2 separate regions of the Homo sapiens genome follow, and region 2 is linked to region 1. Evidence: chromatin contacts called from ENCODE Hi-C or POLR2A ChIA-PET data. All regions are on one chromosome and are shown on one strand. The core of a region is the stretch at or near the end of the contact, and the rest is flanking DNA. Distances in the headings are between cores, read along the strand shown. Region 1 holds the start of PHIP (PHIP subunit of CUL4-Ring ligase complex). Region 2 overlaps BCKDHB (branched chain keto acid dehydrogenase E1 subunit beta).

Region 1 (2,865 bases), core at 329-2,828:
ATGTGGACAAAAATCAAAACTCTTCAGTGTACTCCAATAATAATTTTTAATTAAACGAGAGGCATACCATAAGAATTAAAAAAAGCCTACTAAACTTCTGGTTTTAGGGAATTACAGGCTTTACACTTCTGCAAAGATGTGTTTTAGTAAATGCAAGACGAAGCACTGACCAACTATCATCACACATCAGAATCCTTCCAACAAAAAACCCAGGACTGAATTTAAGGAAAACAAAATAAACGACAGAGGGGGAAAAAATAATGTCTTGCCACGGTACCGCAGCGGCTGGATAGCCTGCTTGTGAAATGCTAATGCCACTTCGGAGCAGTTAGTCACCAGCTATTGTGTAGGGCAGGAGAAAGCCGAGCCGGCCGCGCGTGCAGAGCGAGCAAGCGAACGAGCGAGCGCGCTCTCCCTCTTCGCGCCGCTCCCGCCGCCGCCGACTCTCGCGCGCCCCCGCGCCCGCACGGACGCGCGCGCCGGCCCCTCCTCCTCCGGCCTTGCACTGCACAACACTCATGACGTATCTTTATTTCTAGCACATTAACAAAATATCACAAATAAATTGTCCGCAGCCCCTGCGGCCCCGAAGTACGAGTACCCCCGGCCACTGGCCCCCGCAGACCCCGCGCCGGCCTCCCAACCCTCCCCATGGCCTTTGGAGCTTTCACGTTCTAGGGCCAAGTTTTTGTCTCTGTAAAAAATTGCGGGAAATTCAATTTTTATTCGACTCAGGGAAAAGTTTCTTTGCTCTGCGACGTGAATGTCTCACCAGATTCTGGTAGGTCCTGGGATGCTCCTTCCCGGTCCAGTCGGTGCGCCGGGGCAGCAGCTGCGGGGAGAGGACACCCCGTGAGCCCGGCCCCCGGCCCCTACCCGCCCGCTCCCCTCCCCCGCCCGCCCCGCGCCCCGGCGGGGACCCCGAGCCCCGCGCCCCGCGCCCTGCCGGCGGCGGCAGCGGCGGCGCAGCGGCCCAGAGGCGGCCGCGCGGCGGCGGGACGCGCCGGGCCGCCGCCGCCCTTACCTCCTTCTCGGCCACCTCGCGGATCAGCACCTGCAACAACAAAGCGGGGAGAGCTGAGCCCCGCGCCCCGGGCCGCGGCCCCGCCGCCGCCGCCTCCCTCCCCCACGCCCGCGAGCGGCGAGCGCCGGCCCGGCCCGCGCCGCGCGCCGCCGTACCTGAGCCGCCTGCTGACAGGGTCCATCTTCCAGGAACCGGGCGATGAGGAAGTAGAGCTCTGCGCGGGAGAGAGGGACGGGGAGACACACAGGCTGAGCGGTCGGGCGGCGGGGGGCGGGGGACCGCGGGCGGAATCGCCCGGTGCCAGCGGCCCCGGCAGCCCCCCGACTTACCCGATCGCAGCTCCGAGAGGCCTTTCCTCTCACAAGACATGTTTATGGGTCACTTCAGGGCCGCCGACGGGACACCCCGCCGCCGAGGGGAAGCGGGGACGGTGCCGCCGCCTGCCCTATAGCTGTCAGTGTGTGTTCACGAGCCGAGCTTCGGCTCCACCATTCAAGCAACGGCGGCGGAGGCGGAGGAGGAGGAGGAGGAAACAACAACTCTCAGGCAGCGACTACGGCCGTGGCCGCCTCCGCCGCGGATCCCTCCGCCGCAGAAAGGAGTCCGCCGCCTTCGCGGCCCAGGGCTCGGCCCCGGCTCTGGCCCGCGCCCCCGCCCCCCGGCGCTAAAAAAGGAGTGCCTCCGACCCCTCGTCCCCAGCGCTCCGCACGCGGCACAGTGAGACCCCCACCCGCTCCTCCCCGCAGGGCGTGCGATTTATTTATTTATTTCCAGTCGGAGAAGATGTCGGAGCCCAAGCCGCCGGTTGGCTGGAAGGCGCTTTCTCTGTGGAGGCCGATAGTGGCAGGGAGGGGGCCGGGGACGGTTCCGCGGAGGGATCTGACGCACACGGAGCCGCAGCACAGGCTCTATTCAGCGGCGCTGGCTGGAGCTGAGATGGAAGTTAGTTTCTATGTAGCAGAAATATGAAACAAATGAAGCAAAACTGCCCAGAGAGGGGAAATGCCCCAAGGATGGGTCTCACTCACGCGCGTACACAGACACACACGCAGAGAGCACTCTCACGCTGGGCAAGCTCGGGATCGCGCTACCCTTCCCGAGTTGAATGATAGTGTTTGGTTTCTGTCTCTTGCCATGTGCATGTGTATAAATGCTGCGGATTGGCATCTGTGTAAGTCTTGTCCTGCGTTATTTCTGCAGCCTATGCAAGTGTTGTGTAATTTATTGGAGTGCTGTATATTGCAATAGAGGTTTGGGCTGCTTTTTGTTAAGCACTTGCGTTTTGCAAACCCGTTATTTGCTGAAGCCACCTCTGCATATTTCTTTTATTACTGCCATTGCCTTTGGCGTACGTTTTTTAAATGTTTTTTATTGTTAAACGGGCAAAGCGAACTCTTGATTTGTACTTCAGATACTCTTTTTCCTTATTACAAAAAGGCTAGTGATGGCTAATTAGGTATTTGGAATTAAAGAACCTTAAAGCTTTTTTAAGTGTTTACGAGAAGGGAGAATGTAAACCTGAGGGAAAGGAAAGGACGCTAATATTCATGTCTAACTGATCTGGAGGTAATTTAGTGACAGATCGATAACCTGCCTAAGGATATTGAAAGAGTATACTACAGTTTAGCCAAGGTGAATAGTGATTAAATAATTTAAATAATCTGTGTATCTTGCAGTTGACTTCGTCATGCTAATTAATGGCTTCTAATTTGAGATGTAAACCATTCCTGTTTACAGTTAATCACGGGAAGACTTCTTGAAAACTGACGAAAAGGAGAAAAAAAAATCTTTCGTAAATTAGTATGTAATTACCGATTTTATATGCTAAATCATACATCTGT
Region 2 (2,700 bases), core at 23-2,522, 1.1 Mb after region 1:
GAGGTTGCAGTGAGTGGAGATTGTGCCACTGCATTCCAGCCGGGTGACAGAGCGAGACTACATCTCAAAACAAAAAAACCCAAAACTCTCTTGACCCCATATTCCCCTCTAGTGACTGCTCCCTTTCTCTTCTCTTCTCTCTCTCTCTTTTTTTTTTAAGACAGAATTTCACTCTGTTGCCCAGGGTGGAGTGCAGTGGTGCCATCTCAGCTCACTGCAGCCTTGACCTCCTGGGTTCAAATGATCCTCCCACCTTAGCCTCCTGAGTAGCTGGGACTACAGGCACGTGCCACCACACCCGGCTAATGTTTTTATTGTATTTTTTGTAGAGATGGGGTTTTGCTGTAGGGTCTTGAACTCCTGGGCTCAAGTGATTCTCCGAAAGTGGTGGGATTACAGGTGTGAGCCATAGCGCCTGGCTTCTTCTCTCTTTTATAGCACCGTTTCTCCATATAATTGTCACTACTCATTGTCTTCAATTTCTCTGCTTCTATTCTCTATTCTCACTTGAAGTCACTGCAATTAAGCTTTTTTTTTTTTTTTCTCTTCTCTCCTACTTTGCAGAAACGGTCATGTTAAGGTCACCAATGATAAAATCCTCAGTCCTCATCTCACTTTTTAATAGCAGTATAGACACAAGTTAATCACTCTTTTCTTGGAAACACTTCCTTTTGGGACAACACATTCTCCTCCTGGTTTTCCTCCAAACTCTGGCTTGTTTTCCTTCTCAACTTGGCTGATTTATGTCTCACCTGCTTGTCTTGTTAACATTGGAGTATCCAGGCTACAATCTTAGATCTCTTCTTTTCTCTCTATTTAAATTTACTAGGTAATCTTATCCCATCCCTTGTTATTAAATGCTGTCTTTATGCTGAAGACTTCCAACTTATATCCAACAGTCTAATTGATAGCTCTACCTGAATATCTGAGGGCATCTCAAAGTAAACATCTCCAAACCTGAGCTGCTGATCTCTCACCCAACATGCTTCTTCACAGTTTTCCCTTTCTCAGTTACTGGGAACTCTGTCCTTCAGGTTACCCAGGCCAAAAGACTTTGAATCATCCTTAGTATTGCTGTGACTCATACTGCACATCCATTTCATCAGCAAATCCTTTTAGCTCTATCTTTAGAGTATATCCAGAGTCTCACACCATTTCTCCACCTTCTCTGCTATTATGCATTGTTATCTCTTACTGGGATTATTGCAGTAGCAGATAATCAATCTTGCTGTGTCCACCCTTGCTATTGACAGGCTATTCACCAAATACGAGTCAGAAGGATCCTGTTGAAATGCAGCTCAGAGAATGGCATGACCGTACTCAAGAACTTCCTGTTTTTCTCACTCACCTGCTCTCTGACTCGCTCTCACAGTAAAAGAGGGTTTACAATGTCCTCCAGGGCCCTGCTTGATCATCTACCCATTCCATCCTGTAACTCCTTGACTTTATCTCCTACTACTCTTTCTTTTACTCTAGACCAGGCAATCTGGACTCCTTGCCCTTCCTCTGATATATTAAACATTTTCTTACCCCATGGTTTTTGTACTTGATGGTCGCTCTGCCCAGAATATTTATTCTCTCAGATATATGCATGGTACACATCCTCATTTATTTAAACCCTTTGCTTAACTGTCACCTCTCAGTGGGGTCTTCCCAATGTCCTTAAAAATCATAGTAGTTTCCCTCCCTCCATCACCTACTCCCCTGGTTCATCATCTAACAAACTAAATATTTCCTTCATTTATTTTGTTTTTATTGCATTTCTTGTGACTAGAATGTAAACATTCATGAGGAATGTTTTCGTTTTGTTTGCTGCTGTTAGGAAAGTGTCTGTATAATATTAAGTAGTTTAAAAACATTTGTTGAATAAATGTATGAATTATTATAGTCTTTTCAGTGTTATAATTTTTCTATTACACATAAGAAATGGAGCCTTAGAGTGTTTAGTAATCCGTGGAGGTAACACTTAAACCCAGGTCTTTCTTGGCTCATAGTGCAGTCACTCATGTATTTTTTCATCTATCAGGACACTTACAGGGTACTACAGGAACTTTACATTGGATGAATTGCATTATAAGATAGAGGAAGTCATCAATATTGTGTGTCTTATTTGTGCTCTTCTCCTCAATCAGTATCTGGGAGAAAATAGAAACCGATTTTTAACAGTTCATGTTGAAGCACTTTTTGCTACATCATAGAAACTTGTCAGAGAGACTTGTTAAACTATTTCCTCAAATCAAACATGTTTTGGGGTAAGAGAGTTCTGAGAAACTCACTTTTTTCTGCTTTCTATTGGCAACAAGGCTATATTTCTTACCGAGATGAAAAATATCTAAATCCCATGAACTAGCAAGGAATCAATAAGAATGCTGCTAGTTTGGTTAAGGTGGTTCAGGTATTCCAGGGCTGTGAATTCCATGGGAGACAGCTGGAATTTACGTTCATTTTCTACCACTGAGTTTTTGGTTCACTGGAATCATAGATTTTCAAAGATTATCAAGCTACTCACAGTCAAATAGGGAATTGATGAGGAATAGAGGTCACAATTTCAGAAGATAGTCACAGATCATGATGAGTATGAATCATGCTTTCAGTTTTTGCAGCTGCTTATAGCCTGGCAAACTACAGGATGTGTCTGGTCGGCATTTCCCAACACCTGCCCCATGTTTCGTTCATATTCAAAGGAAATGATTAAGCTAA

What was found. A loop is a pair of places that touch in the nucleus more often than their neighbours do. ChIA-PET counts read pairs that join two places held with the same protein, here RNA polymerase II (POLR2A). Pooled maps may share reads with other maps.
Region 2: a loop to region 1 is called in a pooled map, with 9 times the contacts of the local background. The contact joins the enhancer-like site here to the promoter of PHIP in region 1. A Hi-C loop is called at or near these places in 1 of 37 single-sample maps with no recorded cell type and 5 of 50 pooled maps. POLR2A ChIA-PET finds 5 or more read pairs at or near these places in 2 of 52 experiments (both activated T-cell).

Annotation. Positions count from the first base shown.
Region 1 is chr6:79,076,676-79,079,540 of GRCh38, forward strand. It overlaps PHIP (PHIP subunit of CUL4-Ring ligase complex), which reads right to left and starts at 1,579. Exons shown (of 40, transcript NM_017934.7): 1 at 1,354-1,579; 2 at 1,180-1,238; 3 at 1,025-1,054; 4 at 773-832. The coding sequence starts at 1,393. It overlaps LOC124901346 (a long non-coding RNA gene), which reads left to right. Exons shown (of 2, transcript XR_007059652.1): 2 at 1-591. RefSeq lists silencers at 298-797, 1,297-1,466, 1,597-1,836 and an enhancer at 1,957-2,006.
Region 2 is chr6:80,162,784-80,165,483 of GRCh38, forward strand. The region is part of intron 3 of BCKDHB (branched chain keto acid dehydrogenase E1 subunit beta); the gene reads left to right. Among named protein-coding and RNA genes, the nearest start is that of BCKDHB, 57 kb to the left of the region's middle. Within about 2 kb of position 1,273, at least 6 of the 41 ENCODE cell types and tissues checked have a DNase peak (open chromatin) inside an H3K27ac peak, as active enhancers do.